2 separate regions of the Homo sapiens genome follow, and region 2 is linked to region 1. A link is an interaction called in ENCODE POLR2A ChIA-PET data of the cell type or tissue named here. Cell type or tissue: OCI-LY7. All regions are shown on one strand. Each heading gives the region's core, and the rest is flanking DNA. Links, peaks and the distances in the headings are about the cores only. Region 1 overlaps LTA4H (leukotriene A4 hydrolase). Region 2 overlaps AMDHD1 (amidohydrolase domain containing 1).

What was found. ChIA-PET counts read pairs that join two places held together with the same protein. Peaks named below come from ENCODE experiments on the same cell type or tissue, not always from the same donor. Only the 100,000 strongest peaks of a DNase experiment are listed, where the experiment ranks them.
Region 2: POLR2A ChIA-PET joins it to region 1 with 5 read pairs; 14 of 35 experiments call an interaction of 5 or more read pairs at or near these places.

Annotation. Positions count from the first base shown.
Region 1 is chr12:96,018,384-96,023,383 of GRCh38, forward strand. It overlaps LTA4H (leukotriene A4 hydrolase), which reads right to left. Exons shown (of 19, transcript NM_000895.3): 5 at 3,764-3,868; 6 at 2,702-2,754; 7 at 785-857; 8 at 380-520. Among named protein-coding and RNA genes, the nearest start is that of LTA4H, 15 kb to the right of the region's middle. RefSeq lists an enhancer at 4,137-4,306. In OCI-LY7, for the core only: no CTCF peak of the experiment used is centred there; DNase peaks (open chromatin) are centred at 2,118 and 3,418; H3K4me3 peaks cover 2,101 bases; H3K27ac peaks cover 2,566 bases.
Region 2 is chr12:95,948,278-95,959,153 of GRCh38, forward strand. It overlaps AMDHD1 (amidohydrolase domain containing 1), which reads left to right. Exons shown (of 9, transcript NM_152435.3): 2 at 4,440-4,546; 3 at 6,634-6,698; 4 at 8,408-8,685. Among named protein-coding and RNA genes, the nearest start is that of AMDHD1, 10 kb to the left of the region's middle. RefSeq lists enhancers at 8,073-8,586, 8,587-9,099. In OCI-LY7, for the core only: a CTCF peak has its summit at 7,460; no DNase peak of the experiment used is centred there.

The DNA.
Region 1 (5,000 bases), core at 1-5,000:
ACTAAAATTACAAAAATTAGCTGGGCATGGTGGTGTGCACCTATAGTCCCAGCTACTCAAGAGGCTGAGGCAGGAGAATCGCTTGAACCCGGGGGCAGAGGTTGCAGTGAGCTGAGATTGTGCCACTGCACTCCAACCTGGGCAACAGAGCAAGCCTGTGTCTCAAAAAACAACAAAAAAAAAATGAGATTGTGATAACCACAATAAACAATAAAATTAGAAACAAAGGTTACACGAACAAGAGAAAAGATTTTTATACATATATACATTATTAGGACTCTAAGGTTCTTTACATATATATACATATTATTAGGACTCCTAAGGTTCTTAAGTTTATTTTTGAAACGTCAATTTCAAATGAAGAAACATTTACACTTACCAGTAGAGTAGGAGTTACAAAAGTAAGGCAAGGATTCTCCATGCCACCATAAGGGAAGGATGGTGGCAGGACCAATAGGTCATACTGTCCCCATACATACGGTCCTCCCAGATCTTCTGCTATTTTAAGCATAGATTCAGTCTGAAAAATCAACATATATATGTCTGTATGCCTTAATTATCACCATTGTACATTTCTTAAAATTGTATATTGCTTTCTATGAAGGTTACAAGTTAATGATTTTTATGTTAAATGAAAATGATAAAAAGAATGTAGCAACTACACATCTACATAAAAGACAATCTGGTTCTTTCCCCGTATCACTTAAAACCATCACATTTCACACTCAAAATCTTCAATCTACTGTCTATCACAATGATTACAAAGGATAACTAAATGACCAACCTCAGAAAACTCATAAGCAGACTTTTCCACCTGCTCTTTCTCAGACCACACCAAAGTTCTTGGGCCAATTTGCCTGCAAGATTAAAAAGCTTAATAAAAAAGAAATTCATGGCAAATGATTCATCTGGTTCTAAAAAGTAGTTAATGTCTTGTAGACAAACCTTTACAGTGAGAGTGCATTTACCATGTGCCTATGGGAAAGGGATGAGGTTACATGGCGTGAGCTGCAAACCTGCTGTTGTATATGCAGCAATAGATATGCAGCTCTCTAAGGAGGTACAGGCTGGGCCAAAGGAAAAAAACCAAGACATAAGGTGTCCCCAATTAGTTTATTGCCTCTTGTAAGACCTCTTGAGGGTCTCATTTCATCCCTCAATTTCACAACTATAGAAACCCAGTCACAACTCATAAGAAACTATTTTTTTTTTTTTTTTTTTTTTTTGAGACGGAGTCTCGCTCTGTCACCCAGGCTGGAGTGCAGTGGCACGATCTTGGCTCACTGCAAGCTCCACCTCCCAGGTTCACACCATTCTCCTGCCTCAGCCTCCCTAGTAGCTGGGACTACAGGTGCCCGCCACCACGCCCAGCTAATTTTTTCTTTTTTTTGTATTTTTAGTAGAGACAGGGTTTCACTGTGTTAGCCAGGATGGTCTCAATTCCCTGACCTCATGATCCGCCTGCCTCGGCCACCCAAATTGCTGGGATTACAGGCGTGAGCCACCACGCCCAGCGTTTTTTTTTTTTTTTTTTTTAAATATACAGGGTCTCATTCTGTTGCCCAGGCTGAGTACAGAGGGGCCATCACAGCTCACTGCAGCCTCCACCTCCTGGGCTCAAGCAATACTCCCACCTCAGCCTTCTGAGTAGCTGGGACTACAGGCATACACTACCATGCCCGATTAATTTTTTATTTTTTTGTAGAGACATGATCTCACTTATGTTGCCCGGCCTGGTCTTGAACTCCTGGGCTCAAGCGATCCTCCCACTTTGGCCTCCCAAAGTGACGGGATTACAGGCATGAGCCACAGAGCCCAGCCTGTAAGACTATTCTAGAACAGGAATGGGTATAAACTTTGTCATGCACTTAAAGGTTGAATACTCTTATATAAGAAGAAACAAATAGAAAATGAAGGAAATCCTGTCAGATGCTATAACGTGGATAAACCTTAAGGGCATTATGACACCTTGAATGAAATAAGCCAGACACAAAGAGATAAAATCATACTGTATGATTCTACTTATGTGAGGTATCTAAAGTAATCAAATTCATAGGAACAGAAAATAGAATGGGTGTTACCAAGGACTGGGCGGTGGGGGAAAGAGGAGCTATTGTTTAATTGGTGCAGAGTTTCAGTTCTGCAAAATGAAAAATTTCTGAAGATCTGTTTCACAACAATGTGGATATACTTAACACTACTGAACCGCACACTTAAAAACAGTTAAGTGTGCTTAAAACTAAGAATGAACAAAAAATTAAGAAGGAAGGGCACTTTATTTGTAAAATATTGATAAAATATCTTACATTTCTGTAATATTTGTAGGCTTCCAAGTTCTTTAATATATTTTATCTCATTTGTTTCACATAACCACCCTATGAGGTAGAAAGTCAGACATTATAATTTCAAGGATAAGGAAACAGAGATTGAGAGTGACTTGTTCAAGCTTACATGAGAATCCAGATCTCTAAAGGTAAGAGCATGCTCATTTTACAATACTTGAAAAAATAAGGGGTAACTGGTCAAGATTTTTAAATGTAAAATTAATTTGTTGCCTACATTTTAGATTTGAATTTTTCTAGAGCTGTCAGCTTGATATCTTGAGAAATATGCAAATGATTGACCAATTAACCTTGAGAGAAGTTCAAGATGCCTAAGTTTTGATCTTTCCACAAACCTGAAAATTTTTCCAAAAGCTCACCTGCTTTCTAAAGCTCCAACAACTAAAGCAATCAGGTAGCAGGGTATTGGAACCTAAAGAGGGCAAACAAACGCACACCACGTGCTTGCATTAGTGTTCACAAATGTTACACAGTAAGACAATTCATATTTAAAAGTAAGTAAATTCCCTTTCAAATCTCCTAATATTAGTAGGGATAACTTTGCTTTTATACTTCTCAAATAGTTCTCATCTTTAACATATAGCTTAAAATTGTGATATAAAACATTGTTCAAAACATCTATTTGCCTTTTATTCTGCTAGGAACAAAAGCTTCTCACACATGAAAAACAAGATCACACATACTATTAAAAGGTGCATTTTGAGCATTTCTCAAAAAGTAACCTACAGGAAGCGCATTTCCCATATGTTTGCCTTTTTCCTCCTGACTTTTAAAAGGTTTTGGTTTTCTTTTTTTATTCCTTTATGTTTCAAAGCACTATTGGCATGTTGTAGAGGCACACAGAGTTACCCGGCAATAAGTAGATGCCAAAGTTATGGGAGCTTGGAACCACAGAAGCTGCAGTGGAAGTCAAATTATCCATTGTGAGGTCAATTAAGAAAACACACACACACACACACACACACACACACACACACTCACGCATGCATACACATTCTGTTCACTGAAGGTCAAAGATACATGTCTAATGACCAGGACTGTAACTGAGTGCTTTTTTGGTCTTGACTCCTCCATTTGTAAACACTCTCAACAGCCACTTGCCCACACTGTAGTACCAGGGCAGGTGAATGCGTAAGAACTCAAAAGAACAGGAAGCCAGCCCCTGAACTGGAGTGAGGGAAAATGAAAACAGGTATGCTCCCTATTCTGTCTCTACAGCAAACCCTCTCTTCAATACAACACTCTGTAAGTAGAACAAAACCCTTTAAAAGCACAAAAGAAAAAAAAATGAAGAAAACAAAAACCAAAAGCTGTTCTCAAAATTCTGAAATATTTCAAAAGTAATTTTGCCCTCTGGATGTGTACAAGCTAACTGTAGTTTACCGCCAATGAAAACAAAAATCTAGACCCTAGGATCTTACTTTTTGGATGAATTTGTATATTTTCCTGCTTGGGTCTTCTGGGTCAGGTGTTTCTCCATCACGAATAGCACTCATAAGTGCCACCAGTTCTTTAGGGACAGACACCTAATCAAGGAGAAAAATCATTTCTAGTCATAAATAAAAGCTTCTATGTGTCTTAAACCATATATGTAAAATAACCTTTTCTTCCCATTCTTGACTATCTAATAAACAGACTATGAACACAAAAAGTATATACATATACAAAAAGTATATATATACACACACATATATATGAACACAACGTGTATAGATGTGTATATATATGCACACATATATATGTGTATATATATAAAACACATATACAAAAAGTATATATATACACATATACATATCAGTTTTGTAAATAAAATTAGCAATATGGGAAACTGGCTTCTTTAAAAGTGAATGTGAAATTTCTATCCATTCACCCATGCACATTAAGAGCAGAGTTTTGGTAGAAACTGGATTAAAATCCCAGCTCTGCCACCTAATAACTAACTGCACAAACTTGGGCAAATAAATATAACCCCCGAGCCTCAGTTTCCCCATCAAGTAAGTGTAAAACTTCAAAGGCTTGCTGCAAGGAATAAATAATATAAGTGAAGAGCCCAGCACCATCCCTGGCAATGGCAGCCACCATCCCTGCTCCCGCTACACTCACAAAACAGATTCAAAAGGACGTTATATACTCACTGTAGGACAGAATGGTTTTGAACAATTTTGTTTTGAAAACACACACTTGGAGTTACAAATAGAGGAACATTTTAAAAGTAGTAACTGTGAAAAACTAAAATTTATTGCTAAAAACTGTCAAATAATTTTCTCTGGAAATCCATACGGAAAAGACCCTTATGCGGCAAACCATATAGTCATTTAACTGTGTATCCTAGCTCCATGATTCTGAAAGTTTGATTTCTGATGAATGCCAGAATAAAGGACTCCCCCAAGTATTAATGATCAAACAAGAATATATTCCAGTAGGGGCTAGACTTTCATGTTCTTCTTGCATGGCTCAGGACCCAAAGCTGTGACTGAGGCAGGCACAGAATTAGAAGTTCCTGAACCAGTGCTACAACAATTGTAGATTCTAAAGCACAAAACTATTCAGGAAATAATTCGGTTCAGCCACCTCCCTTCATTTAGGTGGTGATACGTTATATATATGTGCCAGCTGAGGTTGCGAGGTCATAAAACTTGTTCAAGTGTCACATCATTA
Region 2 (10,876 bases), core at 2,660-7,659, 67 kb before region 1:
CGCCCGGCCAGCCGCCTCGTCCGGGAGGGAGGTGGGGGGGTCAGCCCCCCACCCGGCCAGCCGCCCCGTCTGGGAGGGAGGTGGGGGGGGGTCAGCCCCCCTGCCCGGCCAGTGGCCCCGTCCGGGAGGTGAGGGGCGCCTCTGCCCGGCCGCCCCTACTGGGAAGTGAGGAGCCCCTCTGCCCGGCCAGCCGCCCCGTCCGGGAGGGAGGTGGGGGTGTCAGCCCCCCGCCCGGCCAGCTGCCCCGTCCGGGAGGGAGGTGGGGGGGGGGTCAGCCCCCACCGCCCAGCCAGCCGACCCGTCCGGGAGGTGAGGGGCGCCTCTGCCCAGCCACCACCCCGTCTGGGAGGTGTGCCCAACAGCTCATTGAGAACGGGCCAGGATGACAATGGCGGCTTTGTGGAATAGAAAGGCGGGAAAGGCGGGGAAAAGATTGAGAAATCGGATGGTTGCCGTGTCTGTGTGGAAAGAAGTAGACATGGGAGACTTTTCATTTTGTTCTGCACTAAGAAAAATTCCTCTGTCTTGGGATCCTGTTGATCTGTGACCTTACCCCCAACCCTGTGCTCTCTGAAACATGTGCTGTGTCCACTCAGGGTTAAATGGATTAAGGGCGGTGCAAGATGTGCTTTGTTAAACAGATGCTTGAAGGCAGCATGCTCGTTAAGAGTCATCACCAATCCCTAATCTCAAGTAATCAGGGACACAAACACTGCGGAAGGCCGCAGGGTCCTCTGCCTAGGAAAACCAGAGACCTTTGTTCACTTGTTTATCTGCTGACCTTCCCTCCACTATTGTCCCATGACCCTGCCAAATCCCCCTCTGTGAGAAACACCCAAGAATTATCAATAAAAAAATAAATTAAAAAAAAAAAAAAAAAAAGAAAAAAAAAAAAAAAAAAGAGACTGCACAGAGGGGTGCCTGAACCAATGGGAGGATCGGGAGAGGTGTCAGATTTATCTACTATAAAACAAGACCAATTTTTAGGTTTTAGAAACTGAGACAGTGTATGTGCCAATTCTAAATTTTCACAAAGCACCCTGAGAGCCACTCAAAGAAGCATCATCCTCCTTAAATCATCATCATTACTGTTTTCATTATAATTATACTTTAGCTCCTAAAGTAGGGTCTTGCTTGCTAATTTGCTTTACTTTCAGAAGACTCTGCAGAATTTTTCTTCCTAAATTTCTCAGAATACAAAGTAAATAAAACCACATGTGCCTATTATTTGTATCCCCTAAAAAAGTATATGTGATATACGTTCATTGTAGGAAAAGAAAATACAGATGAACAAAAAGGAAAAAGTCACTCAAACCCCATCATTAGGTGAACTAATACCAACATTTAGTGCTTCTGCTTTCAGATGTTTTCCTATGCAAATAGAATCACATAAAAATGCATGCTTTAGAAAAGGAAGCTATGCATATTGTTTTGTATTCGGGTTTTTTCACTTAGTCATAAATAGTGAAAATCTCACCATAGCAGTAATATGTATCTTTGTAATTTTAATGACTACCTTAAAAAAACACTTTTGGGGGAATGCTTTTTGTTGGTTTCCTTCAATAACTGCCCTCATTATGTCCTCAACAAAGGAACATAAGCCTTTGTTCAAACATAGGTACATCCACAGATGAATGAGAGAACCACACTGTTGAAAGGTAGATAAGCATGGGATTAGTGGGGTCAGGAAGAGGACCCAGTGCCCTCAAAATTCACCTCCTGCACAGACGGAGAATGTTAGAGATTTATTTCTTAGGTTTGACTTTGTTAAAACAACCTCTCTTAAAGCAGTGTCAGTCATTAACTCTTTGCATAAGAGCATTCTCTTTGTTCTTTCCCATTCAAGGGTCAATTTCTAATCCTGCCGGTCCTTTCCACCACCAGATTCACTGCACACTGGGTAGATTATCTAACTGGGCCAGATAAAAGCTGTTAGTGATGAAGAATTGTCTTAATCAGGATACTAAATTCTATTTCAAGACTTAATTTCTTATTCCACCCTAAGTTTATCCTCCCCAAATCTCCCACAATCATTATTTCTTTTCCTATCATAACATCTTCTCTTTCCATCCAGTTTCTTCTGCTCTTCCACTCTTACATTTTGTTAGGTTACCCCAACCACTTCTGTCCCAGTTCGGAATCCCTTATCCTAATTGCTTTTCACAACACATTCCAGCTCTCAGGTTTATAGCCCTCAATCTCCATGTTGGAAATACGAATTTGTTGTAAGTGACCAAGACCTAAATTAATAGTGGCTGAAACAAGATGGAAGTATATTTCTCTCCTATGTGAAAATCCAGACATACGAATGCAGGGCTAGTTGATTGCAATACTCCATGGGGTCCTTAGGAGCCAGGCCCCTGCTGCCTTGCTCTCCCATGCATGGCCCACTTTCTTACACTCACTCCATGACCCAAGATGGCCACCCCATCTCTAGTTGTGGTGTCTGCATTCCAGCCAGTAAGAATAGGAAGAGAAGACAATCTTACCGGCTAGACCTTAGTCTCATAGCCACACCTGGCTAGTGGGAGGTGGGGAAATGTAGTCTGTATTTTGGGTCATCATGTGTCCAGCTAAAATTTAGGGCTCTACTAGTGTAAAAAAGGGAACATTGATCTTGGGGAACAAATGGCAATTGTCTGCTACATATATTTGACGTTTAAAGTTTTTTTAATTGTAAATTTTCATGGGTACATATATATGGGGTACATGAGTTATTTTAAACAGTCGTACAATGTGTAATAATTATATCAGGGTAAATGGGGTTTCCATCATCTCAAGCATTCATCATTTCCTGGTGTTACAAACATTCCAATCGTACTCCCTCAGTTATTCTAAAATGTGCAACATATTATTGCTGATTGTAGTCACCCTGTTGTGATATCAAATACTGGGTCTTATTCACTGTATCTAACCATATTTTTCTAGCCATTAACAATCCCCATTTTTCTCCTCTCCCCTTCTATTCTTCCCAGCCTCTGGTAACCATCATTTTACTCTCTATCTCCATGAGCTCAATTGTTTTCATTTTTAGCTCCCACAAATGAATGAGAATATGCCAAGTTTGTCTTTCTGTGCCTGGCTTATTTCACTTAACATAATGTCCTCCAGTTCTATCCATGTTGTTGCAATTGACAGAATCTCACTCTTTTTTATGGCTGAATAGTACTCCATTGTGTGTATGTATTACATTTTCTTTATCCATTCATTTGTGGGTGGGCACTTAGTGTACTTCCAAATCTTGGCTATTGTGAATAGTGCTGCAATTAACATGGGATGCAGACATCTCTTTAATATACTGACTTCCTTTCTTTTGCATATAGATCTACCAGTGGGATTGCTGGATCATATGGTAGCTCTATTTTTAGTTTTTGAGGAACTTTCATACTCTCCATAGTGGCTGTACTGATTTACATTTCTAACAGTGTACAAGGGTTCCTCTTTCTCCACATTCTTGCCAGCATTTTTTATTGCCTGTCTTTTGGATAAAAGCCATTTTAACTGGGGTAAGATGATCTCTCATTGTGGTTTTGTTTGCATTTCTCTGAAGATCATTGATGTTGAGCACCTTTTCATATACCTGTTTGCCATTTGTATCTCTTCTTTTGAAAAATGTCTATTCAGATCTTTTGTCCATTTCTTAATCAGATTATTAGGTTTTTTCCTATTGAGCTGTTTGAGCTCCTTATATATTCTGGTTTTTAATCCCTTGTCAATTAGATAGTGTGCAAATTATTTTCTCCCATTCTGTGGGTTGTTTCTTCACATTGTTGATTATTTTCTTTGCTGTACAGAAGGCTTTTACCTTGAAGTGATCCCATTTGTCCATTTTTGGCTTGGTTGCCTGTTCTTGTGGGGTATCCCTCAAGAAATTGTTGCCTGAACCAATGTCCTAGAGAGTTTTCCCAAGGTCTTCTTTGAGTAGTTTCATAGTTTAAGTTCTTAGATTTCAGTCTTTAACCCATTTAGATTTGATTTCATTCTTTTGCATATGGATAGCCAGTTTCCCTAGCACCATTTATTGAAGAGACTGTCTTTTCCCCAATGTACGTTCTTGGCATCTTTGCTGAAAATGAGTTCACTGTAGATGTATGGACTTATTTCTGGGTTCACTATTCTGTTCCACTGGTCTATGTGTCTGTTTTTTATGCCAGTACCATGCTCTTTTGGTTACTATAGTTCTGTAGTATAATTTGAAGTCAGGTAATGTGATTCCTCCAGTTTTGTTCATTTTGCTGAGGAGGCTTTGGCTAATCTGGGTCTTTTATGGTTGCCTCGAATGTGGCTAGAGACGCTTTTCCAGACTCAGGTTCAAGATAGAAGCACAGTAAATGTTGACTAATTAACACCAAAGAATCTGAAAACATATTTTAAGTCACTCATCAGATTTCTCACAAGATTTCCCCAAATTTAATAACTATTTCTTGATTTTTCTTCAGAGATGGATTTATAAAAGCTATTGGTCCTGCTGATGTTATTCAAAGACAGTTTTCTGGAGAAACTTTTGAAGAAATAATTGACTGCTCTGGGAAATGTATTCTACCAGGTATTTACCTCTTTTTCAGTAAAGGTCTACAAGTAGCTTTAACAGTTGCTCCTGAAATGTAAAGAGGAAGAGTAACAGCTTATTTTAAAGTCTCAAAATAATATTTAAAAAAAATCATCGTTCCATGTATTGAATTTCTATTATTGAATGTATAGCTGCTTTCAAACATGGTTTCACCTTGAATCCTTATAACTGCCCTGTGTGGGAGGTATCATTATCTATACTTTACAGATTAGAAAATTGAAGCTAAGGGTGAAATATGTTACCCAAGGTTCCTAAACAGGAAACAGACAACCTAGGAATCAAGCCCATTCATTCGACTCCACTTCTTCCCACTCACATGCTGAATAGAAACCAGCTGTGTTGTGTTTAGGTTCAAAAACAGTCAAAAGAACTTTATTAATCCATGGCATAGGAGAGGCTAACAAGGCAGCTGCTGTCTCTAATACTAGAAATACTCTAAATTTGTATAGGATGTGAAACAAAGGATCCAGCTCTGGGCAGAAAAAGAAAAACAAAAATCCTAGAGCTTTCACTGCAGTTCACTTGTATCTTTGATGATTGACAACAGAATCAGTTTATTAACCATCATCTCCTACATTATGTTGTATGGCTTCATATAATCATCCAAAACAAGTTTCACAAACTTTCAGTTCTACACAAACAAAAGGGCTTCATATTTATATTTTTTTATATAAAATTTTTATACTTTTAAATATTTATTGTACACATCTGACAGAGCTTCTAACTGATGGGTTTTCATTTGTTTGTTTATTTTGAGACAGTCTCACTGTGTCACCAAGGCTGGAGGGCAGTGGTGTGATCTTGGCTCACTGCAACCTCCACCTCCCAGGTTCAAGCAATTCTTTTGCCTCAGTCTCCTAAGTAGCTGGATTACAGGCATGCACCATCATGCCTGGCTAATTTTTGTATTTTTAGTAGCAACAGGGTTTCACCATGTTGGTCAGGCTGGTCTCAAACTCCTGATCTCAAGCGATCTGCTGATCTCGGTCTCCCAAAGTGCTGGTATTATAGGCATGAGCCACCACGCCCGGCCTTCCTTATGATTCTTGAGAGTCAGGAGACAAAGTCAGGGTGAAATGTTATGAAAAAGAGGAATATAGCAGAAAGCAATCTGAGTAGGCGCTTTTGATTTTAGTCCAATCAGAGCCAATAATGAGTCATTTAATCCATAAGGTATCTAAAACATTTTGGAAAGACACACTTTACTGAATTGTACCTGGATAAACAAAAGTTTCAAGTGATTGCTTTACAGTTTCTCCTTAATTAAAATACATTTCTTTCTTGAAAATAGATTAATCTTTCTGATTTCACATTTTCCCTTCTCAGAGTTGCAGGGGGAGGGGATTGTAGTATTGTTTTCATATCCAGATTATTCCTTGTGATAAGGTTCATGGTTTTGCCAACTAGGGGGCTTGACAACCTAATTTCAAAGCTTATTTGGGCCAGGAGTAGTGGCTGATGCTTGTAATCCCAGCACTTTGGGAGGCTGAGTCAGGCAGATCATTGGAGGCTGAGGCAGGCAGATCGTTTAAGCCCAGGAGTTCAAGACCAACCTGGGCAACATGGCAAATTTTAGCTTGTGTGGTGGTGCATGACTATAGTCCCAGCTACTAGGGAGGCTGAGGTGGGAGGATTGCTTGAGCCTGGGAGGTCAAGGCTGTAGGGAGCTGTGAGTGTGCCACTGCACTCCAGCCTGGGCGACAGAGTGAGAACCTTTCTCAAAAATAAATAAAATAAAATAAAATAAAATAAAATAAAATAAAAGCTTATTTGGTGAGCATGGACTTACTGAGCAAAAGGAGCTGTATTTCTGTAAGGGATATTTTCATCATGTTGCATCACCTCCTTCATTAGAGCTTTCTAGACCAACCATACAACAGGGCAGTCTTCTTTTCTCTCTATCAAGGGAACCAGACAGACAAATTCTTCCTTTCATGCTCCTCCAAAATGGATGGCCACCATCACACTTTCCCCAGAGCAGCAGGGTATAGTGCTGCTGTTTGCCTGCTGTCTAAGTGCTCTCTATTTCTTAATTGTAAGATAACTTGATTTATTGATTATAGGTTTGGTGGATGCACACACACATCCAGTATGGGCTGGTGAAAGAGTTCACGAATTTGCAATGAAGGTAACTGCAACAAATCATGGCAAATCAAAATAAAGCACAAATATGAAGTCTTTTGCTGAAGAGTTAGTAGGCTATCAAGCTTTGCAACATATGTCAACATATTTTTTAATGGATATTTTTACTTGCTTGGGTATGGGAAACAAATGACAACAAAACTTATTTATAACTGCCCCAAATCATTGTATTATACACAGGGCTATTCCTGCCCACTAATGTCTCCCTCTCTTTCCTTCCCCACATTCCCATTCCAAATCGCTATCTCTAGTAGCTTTTGAAAGGGCTCCAAGGAATAGTTTGAAAATTGCCATTCATTGGAGTAAAGCTTGGAAAAATATGTTACTAATCACAAAAATAAAATACCTTAATTTTTCTGTTATAAACTGAGACTTATTAAGAATCACAAAATGTAAGCTGTGTTAGTCCTATATTAGCTGTAACCAACTCCTAAATCCCTGGTTGGAGAGATTTTCACATGTGTTTTTTAAAAAAGAAAAAAAAAGATGTGCCTCCTAGCAGCTAAACTGGCTTATTTCAGGAAAAGAAAAAAAAAATTCTTTTCTTCAGCTATCATGTACCTGCTTCAACAAACTAGAGCTGTTTTTAAGATTGTTTTATTAAATCACAGAATTTCAGAGCCAAAAGCAGTCCAATCCTCTCATTGTATAGACGGAGAAAGAGATTTACAGTCCAATCCTCTCATTATGTAGATGGAGAAAGCTGGGTCTAGAGAAGGGAAGAGTGTTGACTAGCGTCACCAGCTGGAGGATGGCAGAACCCAGATGAAAACTCCGGCCAGGAGACCCCAGGCCTGCATCCTTTCTCTGCACCACACTCCTTGCTGCCCAGAGTAACTGGAGCCCAGTGGGACCCTAGAAAGAGCCTCTTTGAGTGACAAAGATCAAGCTCCAAACTCGGATGGCCAAATATTGAGACAAGGAAACTTCCTGGGGCCGCTTTAGTGGAGATCTGAATAATTGCAATGGGGTTCCCTGCAACTCCTGAATTGCCTAAGCTTTGTTTTCTCAAACAAGCTGAGGGATGGAGGGAGGGCTGATACTTAGCAAGTACACATTGCGGGTTGATTGACTTGTTAAAATATTGCAATACTCCTGTGCCAGTTTTGTTTTGTTTTGTTTGTTTGTTTGTTTTTTGAGATAGAGTCTCGCTCTGTCACCCAGGCTGGAGTGCAGTGGTGCGATCTCAGCTCCCTGCAACCTCCGCCTCCCGGGTTCAAGTGATTCTCCTGTCTCAGCCTCCAGAGTAGCTGGGGCTACAGGCGTGTGCCACCATGCCCCCGCTAATTTTTGTATTTTTAGTAGAGATGGGGTTTCACCATATTGGTCAGGCTGTTCTTGAACTCCTGACCTCGTGATCTGCCCACCTAGGCCTCCCAAAGTATTGGGATTACAGGCGTGAGCCACCGCGCCAGGCCTCACTGCCCTAAGATCCCAACAGGCCACCCACCACATCTCCCATCTCTACCACTCCAGTCTCTTCCCAAGACCCCTTCGGAGCTCCCCACAATCCAGTGTCTGGCAGACTAGGGGCTTCCAGGACTGTGTATCCCAGCACCTTTCTAATCTGATGGGTTGGTGCCCATGCCATATGGCTTCTTAATCATTATATAATATTGCCCCTGGAAGTAGATTCTTCAGACCTCCCTGCAACTTCCTGGCATGTGCTGGCCTAAAGGTGAGGCGTGTGTTCAGTTGGCAGGAGCCACCTACATGGAAATTCACCAGGCCGGAGGAGGGATCCACTTTACCGTGGAGCGCACGCGCCAAGCCACAGAGGAGGAGCTGTTCCGCTCCTTGCAGCAACGGCTCCAGTGCATGATGAGGGCTGGCACCACGCTGGTGGAGTGCAAGAGTGGATATGGCCTCGACCTGGAGACCGAGCTCAAGATGCTGCGCGTGATTGAGCGCGCCCGGCGGGAGCTGGACATCGGCATCTCGGCTACCTACTGCGGGGCTCATTCAGTGCCTAAGTAATCTCAGCCAGTGGGGGCCCGGGTTTAACTCAGAGCATTGAAAACGAACCCCGGGGGTGGAGGCGCATTAGCACTTTAGCTCTTGCAGGGAGATGGATAGAAGTCTTTGGAAAGACCTGATTCTAATGGCCACTCATCCCGCAGACTCGGTTTTAGGAAGGCGATCCCTTAGCCTCATCAGTCTGCTAGTCCTTTAATTATGATAGAAGAGATGTTTCAAGCTCTTTGGGTTAAGACAAAGAAATGGCTCCGTGTAGGTCGTTTAAAATTACACATATTAATTTGAATAATTTCCCATGATAATTAATTAGCATTTCTAAAAGCACTTTAGAAGTTAATAGTAATGCTCTTTAAGAGGTAGCTCAAACCTTGTGGTCTAGGTGACTCAAAGGGGTTCGTTTTTGTTCATCTGCTTGCTTTCTTAACAGCAAACATTTTTGTTTTGTTGTTGTAAATGATTTTTAGCCTTCCCCTTTATCTAAAAGTTCCTCCTACATGGCCTTACTGTAGAGAACTCTGTTCCTTTCTGTACTTGCATTTTATTTGTCCAGAGTTCCTTTTGGTCCTGGAATTTCTAAATAGGAAGGCTCATGGTTCCAACAGCCAACTGAACTATCTAAAAGAAATCCAGGACTTGAACATGCATAAGGTGCCTCCAAAGTCTTAGTGTGGTCTTAAACATTGATAACTTAAATAGATAAATATAATACTACAGACTTACAATCATTATTTAAAAATTTAATTGTTTAAATTTCTTTTACATTTATCTGATTTTGTAAACTTCGGAATATAAATTCCGTTTTTAGGCCAGGCATAGTGGCTCACACCTGTAATCCCAGCACTTTGGGAGGCCAAGGCAGGTGGATCGCTTGAGCTCAGGAGTTTGAGACCAACCTGGCCAACATGGTGAAACCCCATCTCTACTAAAAATACAAAAATTAGCGAGGCGTGGTGGCCCATGCCTGTAATCCCAGCTACTCAGGAGGCTGAGGCACGAGAATCGCTTAAGCCCGGGAGGCGGAGGTTGCAGTGAGCCGAGATTGTGCCACTGTACTCCAGCCTGGGCGACAGAGCAAAACTCTATCTCAAAAAATATATATATATTTTTTTAATTGACAAATAATATATTTATCATGTAGAGCATGTTGTTTTAAAATATGTATACCTTGTGAAATGGCTAAATCGAACTAATTAATATATGCATTACTTTACATACTTATCACTTTTTGTGGTGAGAACACTTAAAATCTATTTTTTAACAATTTTTAGGAAAACAATACATTACTATTAGCTATAGTCACTTTTTAATGGAAAAATATAAATATTTAATATCAATAAAAATTAACTTCATGTTATCTTCAATCAGAGGAACTAAAAAAGTAACATTAAAATTTATTATTCAAAATTAACAAAACTAGTTGTGTAGAAAAGACATAAATATTTAATATTTCCAGTGATCTTTGTTGTAAGTTTTTAGCATTTATATTTCTGAAATTATTAAAGCTCAAAATTTCACTGAGACTCTTGAGACATTCTCTATAGAAAACAGTAGATTTTTTTTCAAACAGAATATAAAGTGTATAATAGTCTGTTTTCTTTTGCAGTAGAAAGGATAGTGTGGCATGGTGGAAAAGTCTCAGTTTGAAGTGATGCCAGACCTGGGTTTGAATCCAGCTTGGCTACTTCCAGCTGGGTGATTTTGAGGTCATGACTTAACTTTTCTGAACATGAATTACTCATCTGTGAAACAGAGCTAAATGCCACCCTATTCTATATGATTGTCTTGAGAATTAACAATAACTTGCGCAGGCAGGGCACGGTGGCACATACCTGTAATCCCAGCACTTTGGGGGGCCGAGGCGGGTGGATCACCTGAGGTCAGAAGTTTGAGACCAGCTTGATCAACATGGAGAAAGCCTGTCTCTACTAAAAATACAAAATTAGCTGGGCGTGGTGGCACATGCCTGTAATCCCAGCTACTTGGGAGGCTGAGGCAAGAGAATCACTTGAACCCGGGAGGTGGAAGTTGCGGTGAGCCGAGATCATGCCATTGCACTCCAGCCTGGGCAACAAGAGCGAAACTCTGTCTCAAAAAAGAAGAAAAAAAAAAGAAAAGAAAAAAAGAAAAAGAAATAACTTGCGTAAGTGCCTGTCTCTCATAGTCCACCTCTACCCACCTACCCAAATG